Linked DNA regions of Homo sapiens: regions 1 and 3 are each linked to region 2. The links are chromatin contacts, found by Hi-C or POLR2A ChIA-PET in ENCODE. All regions are on one chromosome and are shown on one strand. Each heading gives the region's core, a stretch centred on a gene start or an enhancer-like site at or near the end of the contact. The rest is flanking DNA. Distances are from core to core; before and after follow the strand shown.

Region 1 (4,019 bases), core at 1,261-3,760, 110 kb before region 2:
CAGGCATGAGCCACCACGCCCGGCCTTTTTTTTTTTTCTTTTCTTTTTGAGATGGAGTCTTGCCCTGTCGCCCAGGCTGGAGTGCAATGGCGCGATCTCGGCTCGCTGCAACCTCCGCTTCCCAGGTTCAAGCGATTCTCCTGCCTCAGCCTCCCGAGTGTGGGATTACAGGTGCGCACCACCACGCCCAGCTAATTTTTTTGTATTTTTAGTAGAGACGGGGTTTCACCATGTTGGTCAGGCTGGTCTTGAACTCCTGACCTCGTGATCCACCTGCTTTGGCCTCCCAAAGTGCTGGGATTACAGACATGAGCCACCACCCCCAGCTGCTGTTAGACATCTTTATCTGGATGTCCTACAGATAACTCAACATGACTTCACTGGTTGTCCATTGCAGTTAAAGCATGACTGTCCTCCAAAGCTAGAAACATGAGAATCATCTTTAACAAATTGGGTATTTCTTTAATTCAACAGATATTCTTTTATTACTTGCCATTCTGCTAGGCCTGCTGAGAGCTGGGGATACAGTGAGAGCTGGGGAACAGAACAGGGATGGTCCTAATCTTTATGGAGAACCATTGGGTGGTCCATTGGGTGAGATGGACATTTCTCCAGGAATCCCACAAAAATGGAATCATGAACTTCAAGAAGAGGTCATGTAGGGAAAGGACACAATGGGGTAAGAGTATATAACAGAGGGCCTGACTTAGTGGGAAGAGAGGGTGGACAGGGGAGACTCAAAATGGCTTAAGCAAAATATCAAAGAAGAGCTAAGTGAAAGTAGAATATTGAGGAAAGAATATTCCCTGCAGAAGCCCTGTGTTGTTTTTTTTTTTTTCGATTTATAAATAGTTTATCCTGTTCACATTATGCAGAATTTCAGTGTCGTTAATCCACAATGTTAGTACGGTAACAGAAACATAAAGGAGAAAAAAGGCAGGTGGGGGGAGGTTCATAGTGTGGCCTGACATAGTCTAAGGGTTCTCTCCTGTAGTATGCATCTCCTGCAGGCAAGTATTAATATCACTTCATTGTTTGAAGGACAGTACACTATCCAGGATTCATTTATTGTTCAGGTGTCTTTTCTAAAGTATGAGAAAACAGGAATAAATTCAATAATGAATATCTGCAATTCAAACCAATTTAACTACAGGTCAGTGGTGTCTTTCTTATCTATTATCACAAACATCCCAGTTGCCTCCATCTAAAAATTTCTTTCAAAAGTTAAGACACAATTAATTATATCTTATTAATTCCCTCAAAAGCAAAAAAAAAAAAAAAGTACCATTCAGCATACAAAAGTTACACATTAAAAGTGTATATATAGGGCTGGGTGCGGTAGTGCACGCCTGTGATCCCAGCACTTTGGGAGGCCGAGGCGGGTGGATCATAAGGTCAGGAGTTCAAGACCAGCCTGGCCAAGATGGTGAAACCCTGTCTCTACTAAAAATACAAAAAATTAGCTGGGCGCGGCAGCAGGCCCCTGTAATCCCAGCTACTGAGGAGGCTGAGGCAGGAGAATCGCTTGAACTCGGAGGGCAGAGGTTGCAGTGAGCAGAGATTGTGCCGCTGCCCTCCAGCCTGGGTGACAGAGTGAGACTCTGTCTCAAAAAAAAAAGTGCATATTTCCTTTTTTTTTTGAGATGGAGTCTCTCTTTGTTGCCCAGGCTGGAGTTCAGTGGCATGATCTCGGCTCACTGCAACCTCCTCCTTTCAGGTTCAAGTGATTCTCCTGCCTCACCCTCCCAAGTAGCTGGGATTACAGGTGTGTGCCACCATGTCTGGCCAATTTTTGTATTTTTAGTAGAGATGGCGTTTCACCGTGTTGGCCAGGCTGGTCTCGAACTCCTGAACAAAGTTGATCTGCCCACCTCGGCTTTCCAAAGTGCTGGGATTACAGGCGTGAGCCACTGCGCCTGGCCTCAAAATTTGTTTTTTATCCTGAAATCAGCAGGAAGCACTGAAGGGCTTTTTGGTGGGGTTTTTTTTGTTTTTTGTTTTTTTTCTTTTGAGACGAAGTCTCCTGTCCCCCAGACTGGAGTGCAGTGGCGTGATCTCGGCTAACTGCAGCCTCCGCCTCCCAGCTTCCAGAAATTCTCCTGCCTCAGCCTTCCAGGTAGCTGGAATTATAGGCATGCGCCACCACGGCTGGCTAATTTTCGTATTTTTAGTAGAGATGACGTAGGCTGGTCTCGAACTCCTGACCTCAGGTGATCTCCTGACCTCAGATGATCACCCACCTCAGGTGATCGCCTGCCTCAGCCTCCCAAAGTGCTAGGATTACAGGCGTGAGCCACCACATCCAGCCTAAGCACTGAAGTGTTTAAGCAGAGTTGGGAACACGATCATGTTTGCATTTTTAAAAGACAACTCATGCTGAGGTTTGAAGAACAATTTGAAATGGGGGAAGACTGTCCATTTGAATACACTTTCCATTAAATCTTGTTGACTACCTCTCAGATCTGTTTTTAGTGTTTTGTGGGTTTTTTGGTTTGGTTTTGAGACAGTCTCGCTCTTTGACCCAGGCTGGAGTGCAGCAGTGCAATCACAGCTCACTGCAGCCTCCGGAAGCATGTGCCACCACACCCAGCTAACTTTTCTTTTTTTTGTAGATATGGAGTCTCACTGTGTTGCCCAGGCTGGTCTTGAACTCCTGGGCATAAGAAGTCCTCCTGCCTCAGCCTCCCAGAATGTTGGGATTACAGGCATGAACCACCGTGCCCAGCCAAGATCTGTTTCTTATTTTTATTTCCACTACTAAGAACTTACAGTGACACCTCGTTGTCTTCTGCTTTGTTTTGGTAGCCTTTTCTATCTCCCTTCCCACTCATATTTTCCAGACTCTTGCCAGAGTTAAACATCTAAGATGCAGATTTGATCATTATATTGCCCTACTTTAAAAACCTTCACTGGTTCCCCCATTCCCTTCTGGATGGAATCCAAGTATCTTAATCACATAATACATCCCCTGACCTTTATTTTTTTTTTTTTGAGAGAGTCTCACTGTCACCTAGGCTGGAGTGCAGTGGCACGATCTTGGCTCACTGCAGCCTCGGGGCCTGTGACTTCCTAAACTTTATTCTCACATTCTGATCTTGCCTTCCCATGTTCTATTCTGTAGGTGTTCACACCCATACTTGATTGTGAACTTATAGACAGATGTGGTGGGGAACAGATGTGGGGAGATCGTGTCAAGAAGTGTTCGCCAATGTGAGCCTAATTTAATTGAACCTTGGGATTTTGGAAACCTTGAGATAGTGAATAATGGAGCTAGAATGGTAGGTGTCAGTCTATGTCAGGATAAGGAAGTTTTTTTTTTTTTTTAATGGAGTCTAGCTGTGTGGCACAACCTCGGCTCACTGCAACCTCCCCTTCCTGGGTTCAAGCAATTCTCCTGCCTCAGCCTCCAGCAGTTGGGACTACAGACATGCACCACCATGCCCAGCTAATTTTTTTGTATTTTTAATAGAGGTAGGGTTTCACCATGTTGGCCACGATGGTCTCGATCTCTTGACCTCGTAATCCACCTGCCTTGGCCTCCCAAAGTGCTGGGATTATAGGCATGAGCCACTGCACCCAGTCAGGATAAGGAATTTGTACTTTATAGAAATTGGGAAGTAACGGAAAGTTTTTGAGCAGGATTGCGGTAGAACTAACCCAGTAGTTGTGCGTAGCATGTATTTGGAGTGGGGAAATAATTAGGTAGCTATAGTGGGGTCCTGAAACAAATCGAAATGGCAAGAATGGGAATAAATGGGAGAAATATTTCAGAGGTAGCATCAGTAAATCAGTAGTCTGTTAGGGAATGTTAGTGCTACTCCAAGAAATTAGAGAAATGAGGAGGTGAGCAGATATGGATGGAAAGATGATCTCTTGTTTTGGACTTGGTGAGTTTGTACCTACAGGAATGTGTTTATTAATGTTAGCATTTGTTTGTTTGTCTGTTTTGAGACAAGGTCTCATTCTGTCACTCAGGCTGGAGTGCAGTGACTTGATCTTTGCTCACAGCAATCTCTGCT
Region 2 (3,855 bases), core at 1,111-3,610:
ATAGTTTCTGAGGCTAGGTCGAAAATTAGCTGCCATGCCTCGAGGACATTCAAGCAGCTCTGTGGAGAGGCCCATGTGGAGAGGGGCTGATGCCTCTAGTCAACAACCAGCATCACCTTGCCAGTCATGTGAACAAGCCACCCTGGAAAGATTCTCTAGCCCCAGTCAAACCTTCAGTTGAGTGTAGCCCCAGCCAACATCTGACTTCACCTTATGAGAGATCTTCAGCCCAAACTGCTCAGATGGGCAACTCCTGAATTCCTGACTCACATTCACATTTCTCATAGAAACTGTAAGAGGTGTTAAGTGATTACTATTGTTTTAGGTCATTAAGTTTTGGGGTGATTTATTATGCAACAATAGACATTGGATGCAGGTACTTGCCAGCAAAATTCCAAATCTTGACAAATTCCAATTCTTGACAAATCAAGGCAAATAAGCATTATCTAAAGCGAGGACAGCAGTCTCCTGAAGGATGGGTTTGTATCCTTACTATGTTGTTAAATGATTGCTTATATTTCTTTTTTTTTTTTTTTTTTTTTTTTTTGAGACAGGGTCTTGCTCTGTTACTCAGGCTGGAGTGGAGTGTTATGATCACAGCTCACTGTAGCCTTAACCTCCTGGGCTCAAGCAATCCTCTTGCCTTGGCCTCCCAAGTAGCTGGGACAACCCTGCCCAGTTAATTAAATTTTTTTTTTTTTTTTTTTTTTGTAGAGATGAGGTCTTGCGCCACAGAGAAGGGGAAAAAAAGAGATGAAGTCTCACAATGTTGCCCAGGCTGGTTTCAAACTCCTGGGCTCAAGTGATTCTCCCTACTCAGCCTCCCAAAGTGTTGGTATTACAGGTGGGAGCCACTATTCCTGGCCTGAAATATTTCTTTTCTTTTTTCTTTTGAGATGGAGTCTCGGTCTGTCACCCAGGCTGGAGTAGAGTGGCACGATTTTGACTCACGGCAAACTCCACCTCCCTGGTTCAAGCGATTCTCCTGCCTCACCTCCTGAGTAGCTGGGATTGCAGGTGTGCACCACCATGCCCAGCTAATTTTTGTATTTTCAGTAGAGATGCGGTTTTGCCATGTTGGCCAGGCTGGTCTTGAACTCCTGGTCTCAAGTGATCCGCCCGCCTTGGCCTCCCAAAATGCTGGGCTTACAGGGGTGAACCATGGTGCCTGGCCTGAAATATTTCTTAAGAATAGCAACCAGTGAAAAAGACTGCATGAAAGAGCCCCAAGTGCGGAAGGTGAGCAGCAAACCACTACTCTATCTCAAGAGCCTCCTTGGCACCCATGAGGTGACACAGGCTTGCACCTTTGAGCAGTTTGTCACTCCCCTTCCCGAGGCTCTTGGGGATTCAGCAGCTTCTGGGTTCAGTCTGGTCCTGCTTCAGAAGCTCCTGGAATAAAAAGGTTGTGTGCTGCCAGGCTAAGAGACAACGTGTGGGTTAGCTCAGATTGCTTCATTCTTGTTTACATTCACGTCTGCTCCGGATGAGCCAGCAGATGGCACTACAAACCTAAACTTCCTTCAAGCACTAGCCCAGCCCTGTCTAATACAAACAATACGAGCTACATTTGTGATTTTAAATTTTCCAGCAGCTACATTAAAAGAAGTAAAAAGAAACAGGTGAAATGAGTTTGAATACTGTATGTTATTTAACCCAATAGATAAAAATACTTCCAACATATAGCTAATATAATTATTAATGAGATAGTTTACAGTTTTTTTTTTTTTTGTGCTAAACTTTCCAAATCCAAAGCACATTTTATCCTTACAGCACATCATAATTCAGACTAGCCACTTTCAGGGGCTCAACAGCCACGTGCAGCATGAGGCAAATGGACTGGACAGTGCCACTCTAGGAGACAGAATAAATGGACTCAATGAATCCCAGCAGCCAGAAAAACATATGGGTCTGGGCTGAACTGATCAAAATGCTCTTGGGTGAAGAAACCAACCCCTCGATAGTGTTCAGATGCTGCAGGGTTAAGTCTGTGTTCTTCAAGGGAGTGAGGATGAAGACATTTGATCCTGAGCCCAGGTTTCTCTTTGGTTACATCATTTGCAGGCAGACACGAGTCCCGGCTGCCGGCATGTGTGGCTAGTCAATTCCCGTGCACAAAGGCAAATGTACAAAATGATCATTTGACTTTTCTGTGGTTGGGTGCAAGCTCTTTGTCAGGTTCCATCACAGCTCCGAGCTTGTGCAGTGTGGCATTTACTGAAGGTTCCCAGCAGGTGATCTGATTCAACTTCTACCTGGTGAGCTCTGTCCCATGACACCTGTAAAATTTTGGTCCAAGAAAGCAAAATCGCAGTAGGGCCCATGACACCACTGTCGGCTTGGCCCTGCTCCGACTGCTAAAGACAGGCAGCCAGGACAAACAGTTCCTTGTTATGGGCTCGGGAAAGGCCTTTGTGCACGGGGCTGTGTTTGCACAGGGCTTCTAATGATATGAAAGAATGTTTGATTTCCCTCTTATACCCGTTGGATAACAAACACACTCAGATCCTGCACGGTGTCTCCGGAACACAGAGGTCTGTCTGTTGGAGATGTGGATGTTCCAACACAGCAGAGGTGGTGGCGCTTTGGGGGCTTGTGGAGTTTTCCCTCTGATGACAACAAAGCCATTCTGCTTCTGCTCTAAATGTGTTTACTTACTCTCAGAAAGAAGATATCCCTATAGTTCAGGCCACAGGGAAAGTCAAAAGGATGTCTATACCAAGAGCTACTGTATTTAAATCATCCAGACAGTGAATATAAAACACTAGGGGAATAGGAGGGAGAGTTGCCAAGAAAAAGAAAAAAATCACCAATGCTAGTTTCAAAGTCCTTGAGACAAAAAGCCATACAACACTTCAGCAGAGCTGCTGCAACACAATCTGCTTTTTAAAGAGGGTCAGAGGAAAAGGTAATGGGTCAACTATAGACTTTCTCCCAGGTGAAAAAAACCCCAACTCACTCTTGTTTCTCTTTACAAGTCTTGGTTCCCCCTCTAGCAAGGGAGGACTTATGTTCACTGACATGCGGGGGTCTCTGAGGTGTTCTCAGACAGGCACCGGGTCGGGGTGGGTGGGAACTTGACCACATCCAAGTTGTTTCTTGAGTAATAAGTTCCAAGCCAAGAACATCTTGTCTGGAAATAAGGAGTAGCCACTGACTGTTTGGTCCCGTGGAGGACATGCCTCTCCCAGGCTCTCGGCACTCAAAACATTCCTCAAATGGGGCTGAGGAGTCAGAGAAGGCCAACAGACCTTGGAAAGCGGAAACACATCAAGAAGGTTGAGGCCCACCTCTTTTCCTTCTAGATAATTATTCTGAGCCAAACAGGCCCAGTTGGGCTTAACATCTTATTAACTGTCCCTCCACACACTTGCTCCTCCAGGATCTCACTTCCCAGCAGTGGCTTGGTTTCCTAAAGAGTCCCAACAGCCAATGTGATGAGGTGAAGAGTCCTGTGGACTGTCGCCATCCCCACTAGTTATACTCAGCCACCCACACACAGCTCCGGACACACAGGCTGCATATAAGGGGAAGGGCACGAGGGATTCATGGGCGCCACTCTTTAGCCAGGGGTCTACCACTTTGGTTCTCAGTGGAGAATCGGAGAATCAGGGCAGCCACTGAGTCAGCAGGCCAAGGGCCAAACAGGGCACCAGAGGCCTGTGCCACAGTTGGCACAATAAGCTGCTGTTGATTTTATTCAGCCCAGCAAAGTGTTGACTCTTCCCCCTCTGGAACACGACAGGAGCAGCAGGACCGAGGTGGGTTTTTAGCACGGTACCTGCCCTGTCCTGCTAAGCACGGCTATAGGAGGGTTAGTTCTTCTGGAGATTCCAGCTTTACACATTTTTTTTC
Region 3 (3,874 bases), core at 158-2,657, 84 kb after region 2:
TTTTGTCTTCTCTCTTGTTAAAACCAAATCACTTCATGCACTTCTATTTCCTTATCTATGCAAGGAGGAAATAAACTAGGTGACTTTTTAGTTCTAGTTTCTATGGTTCTATGAAAGTATAGGAACTTTAGGAAAATCCTGAAACATGAGCTTTTCTAACTGTGGTTCCTGAGAAGACTTTTTAAGGAAGCTAGAGATGCTCAAAAGAACACAACTGGCTGGAAGGGAAAAATGCCATCACATAACTTTTGAGAGAGATGAAGAAGAGGGGAAGACCCATCCAATAACAGTGTGAACTTTCCCCCTTATAAACAGAGTCAACCCAAAGGATGAATCAAAGGTCAACTTTCACACATTAATGGAACACAGTGCCCATCAGTACTGAGCAATAGTTCGGCATTCTCTTTCCATGGCCAAAACAGTGCTCTGGTGTGCAGGTCAGCGTCTCCCTCAAAAGCCGTCTTAGGTATGTGGCTCTGGAATTAAGCGGGGTGTCCATCCTCTCCTCTTGTCTCCACCCAGCGATGTCAGATGAGACTACCCCGTTTAGCGGGCCAGAGAGAAGGCTACAACTGGGATTTAACAATAGCATGGTGCATAAACTGTCATCTCAAAAAGGAGATGAAATCAGCGGGTGAAAGGGAGCCCATGTCAGGCCATCCAAGGGGCATGATTACTGTTAGTGGTGGTTGGTGGTGGTGGGGCAGTGGGTGTGTGGACCAGGGAGAAAATGTGCAATTTAGCCATGGGCAGATTTGGATATGCAGCTTTGTGATCATCGCACTGGTCTTTTTTATATGTTGATGCTTGCTTTTGCTTCTTTTGTGTAACCCCCCAGTTAAGAGTAAAGCCAAAGCCTCCATCTATTCTTCTGGGATAGGTCATTTTCTACTCTTGGCAAGCCTTCTTTTCTATATTGTCACTTCCAGTTTGTCTCTGGTATTACTTCTTTGTGTCTATGTTCTCCATTTATATTCACTTCTCATACATTAATCTCTGCTTCCTATTAGCATGTGCTTCATGCCTATTAGGAGTTAGAGGACAGAGAAAAGTCATTTCTTTTCTGCATTTCTCTTTATCAGGGCATCTGTGTGAAATATTCTCTCCCAGTGTCCCCTTCCCTCCCCTTGTAGCCAGAGAAATATTACCCTAGAGCTTCACGCTGCTAATGTGAGAAGAAATTGTGAACAGTGATTAGGAGGCTAAATGAGGGTGGTGGAACCTATTTACTTCATTAAAGTTCCTTCAGGGAAAATACGAGGATGGGAAACTGAGAGATAAGGGTTAATACTAAAAGAATAACAGATCCATTTGACTCAGAGCAATCTTCAGTCTGCCTGGATTCTATCAGACACCCTTCTCCATGGGGAAATCATTACAGAGAAATGACATGCAAAGTGCGCCATAAAGCATCTGAGTCAAACCAGAGGGAGGATGACTCAACGGATCATTTTACATTTTAATAGAAGGCACTGCAGATTTGTACCTAGTGCACAGTTCAACACAGGGCTCATAACTCCTCCCCAAAACTTCTTCATCGGGTGGGAGGGGAGTTCCCAGAACCTGACAGAAATTATTCTGTCTTAGAAAAAAACCAAGTCAAAACTCACAACAGAGAATCAAGACTAAGAAAAGACAACAGATAGTCAAATGCCGAAAAGAGGGGAGACTGCAAGTCTAATTTCAACTTTAGCATTTCTGTCAAACCTAAGACACAGCCTGAAAATTGAGCTCAGTAATTAGTGGACTTCAGATGTCATAAAGGAGTGGGGAAGATGGAAGGAGGAATGGAGGGAGAGAGAGGAAAGAGGAGAACGCTATCAAAGTGCTATAATTAAATAATTGTGTTTCTTAAATTAGTTTTGCAAGATTTTCCAATGATAATTACTGTCAGAAGTTTGCCCACCAGGTCAGTGACAATGCTGGGCTTGAGTTTCCATGTGAAGTCAAGAAGCAATATATTAGTCATGCCATTGTTCCTAGTATGTTTCCCAGGCCAGGTATTGCTTATAGATGCTAATATGTATAACCTGCCAAAGTTAGATTCATCTGACCAGGGATTATGATGTTAAGAGACTGGATTGTCAAACCTAACTCCTTCTTGGAATGGGGGTGGGGGTTACCTCCAGACACACTTTTGTCTGCCTATACATAAAGAATATCTATAGTTTCACAGCTGTTCATCCGCCTGATCTCTACTGTTGCCTGCCCCAGCTCCTAAGAGGGCACGCGGTTTACAGGTAGGAAAGGAAACAGAAGTGAATACTGAGGCTTGGCAGAAATACAGCTTTCACAGAAAAGATTCTTAATAAAAGGAAACTTGCTCCTTTCATGCATGGGGGTCTTTTGGACAAAATGATTCTGTTCTGAAACATCATCTCTGCAGGGATGCAGGCTAGAACGAATGAAGTTTAGATTGCAAGTTGGTTCACCCGGTAACTAAGAAAATCGAAATTCAAGACCAAAGGCAGGCAGCATCTAATGGGGTGAAAGTCATCTAGCTTGAGGGTCATTCAGGTAGTGTTTTGAGAAAGGTTTGATTTCCACTGGAGCCTAGGCACACCTGAAACCCACTCCTGTTTTTCCATTTAAAAATGATGAAAACCATGAGGCTAAGACCACTGGTTGGCAGTCTGTTAAGTCCCATATCAAGTAACAAAAGCATCTGGACCACCTGTCACCAAGCAGGAGGTCAAATGGAACTGGAATGTTAACACGCAGGTCAAATGCCCTTCAGAGAACACGGGGAAAAGGCAGTGAAAAGGAATGGGAGAAAAAGAATGTGCTTGGAGCTTTCCAAGTCCCTGTCCTGTCCTTGGCAGCTTCTCAGAATGACGATTATTGTGACCAAAAGGTAGTGACACACATGCTACATGACACTTAGTATACTGTTTAAGATACAGACGGTCTTATATGCCTATACCACTGCCACTCACACACGATTTCACCTCACAGAATATGCTTCAGATAAAGCCAAGTATATTAAGGAAGAGATTTTTTTTTAATTCACTCATTATAAAAAGTCAGAATTGTACTGCCATGGGGGCAGACAATACCCCCTCTCCAAACGGTAAGGAATGGGTGCCACAAGGGCTCATTGGCCAGGTGGTACCGGAGAGACACAGTGTTTCGCACTTTCTTGACTCTAAAATGCACCTATTTTCCATTTCTCCTTCCATCCTTAGATAGAGGGGCTCCATTTGAATCCCTGCTCTCCTGCTTCCTAGCTGCATGGCTTTGGCTTTGGGGCCATTGTTAGACTGTGTAATCCTTGGTCTTTCTATGTACAAAATACTTATGTGAGGATTAAACGAGATGAAGCAATAAAGTATTTAGGATGGTCCTTGTTTTACAGTAAACACAAATAAAAGCTATTCTTATGAAAAGAAAGTTAATTTCTTTGCACATTATATACACTTGTAATTCTACATATGCTGAAAATTTCTTATATTGAGGCAAATCTGGACTGCATGAAGAATAATGTATATTTTTGTTTGCCAGATTCTCTTGCTTAAACCTGGGGAAGGGCCAATTTGCTTAATTTCCATCCAAGACCTGCAAGAGAATGATGGGATAGGTGTGCATTCTGGTACTTGCTGGCAACTTCGGCCATGACACTATGTAGACTTCCTTCTGCAACATCCCTTGATGACTGTGAAGGTCAAATAAGGCAACAGATCTGAGACCTCCCTGAGAAGTGCAGAGTACTCTGCTCGCATCAGGAATTATCCTCACCACTATTTGACTAATCCTACACATAATTATATAAAGAATGTCTGCTCTTATGGGCACTTAGCCCTGATATAGTTCACTCTCATGCCAAAAGAAGGCATCTGGCAGATGGGGGACTTGTATTGATTCTCATCTGATAACA

What was found. Hi-C counts contacts between places; a loop is a spot of excess contacts on that map. ChIA-PET counts read pairs that join two places held with the same protein, here RNA polymerase II (POLR2A). Pooled maps may share reads with other maps.
Region 1: a pooled map shows a loop between it and region 2 (3-fold over the local background). The contact joins two enhancer-like sites. A Hi-C loop is called at or near these places in 4 of 168 maps with a recorded cell type or tissue (B cell, CD4-positive, alpha-beta T cell, CD4-positive, alpha-beta memory T cell and 1 more) and 8 of 50 pooled maps. POLR2A ChIA-PET finds 5 or more read pairs at or near these places in 6 of 52 experiments (AG04450, CD4-positive, alpha-beta memory T cell, HEK293 and 3 more).
Region 3: a loop to region 2 is called in a pooled map, with 2.3 times the contacts of the local background. The contact joins two enhancer-like sites. A Hi-C loop is called at or near these places in 1 of 168 maps with a recorded cell type or tissue (CD4-positive, alpha-beta T cell) and 10 of 50 pooled maps. POLR2A ChIA-PET finds 5 or more read pairs at or near these places in 6 of 52 experiments (OCI-LY7, WTC11, activated CD8-positive, alpha-beta T cell and 2 more).

What each region holds. Positions count from the first base shown.
Region 1 is chr6:89,832,806-89,836,824 of GRCh38, forward strand. All of the region lies in intron 1 of CASP8AP2 (caspase 8 associated protein 2), which reads left to right. Among named protein-coding and RNA genes, the nearest start is that of CASP8AP2, 4.9 kb to the left of the region's middle. Within about 2 kb of position 2,511, at least 6 of the 41 ENCODE cell types and tissues checked have a DNase peak (open chromatin) inside an H3K27ac peak, as active enhancers do.
Region 2 is chr6:89,939,136-89,942,990 of GRCh38, forward strand. The region is part of intron 7 of BACH2 (BACH transcriptional regulator 2); the gene reads right to left. Among named protein-coding and RNA genes, the nearest start is that of GJA10, 47 kb to the left of the region's middle. Within about 2 kb of position 2,361, at least 11 of the 41 ENCODE cell types and tissues checked have a DNase peak (open chromatin) inside an H3K27ac peak, as active enhancers do.
Region 3 is chr6:90,024,483-90,028,356 of GRCh38, forward strand. The region is part of intron 5 of BACH2 (BACH transcriptional regulator 2); the gene reads right to left. Among named protein-coding and RNA genes, the nearest start is that of GJA10, 130 kb to the left of the region's middle. Within about 2 kb of position 1,408, at least 2 of the 41 ENCODE cell types and tissues checked have a DNase peak (open chromatin) inside an H3K27ac peak, as active enhancers do.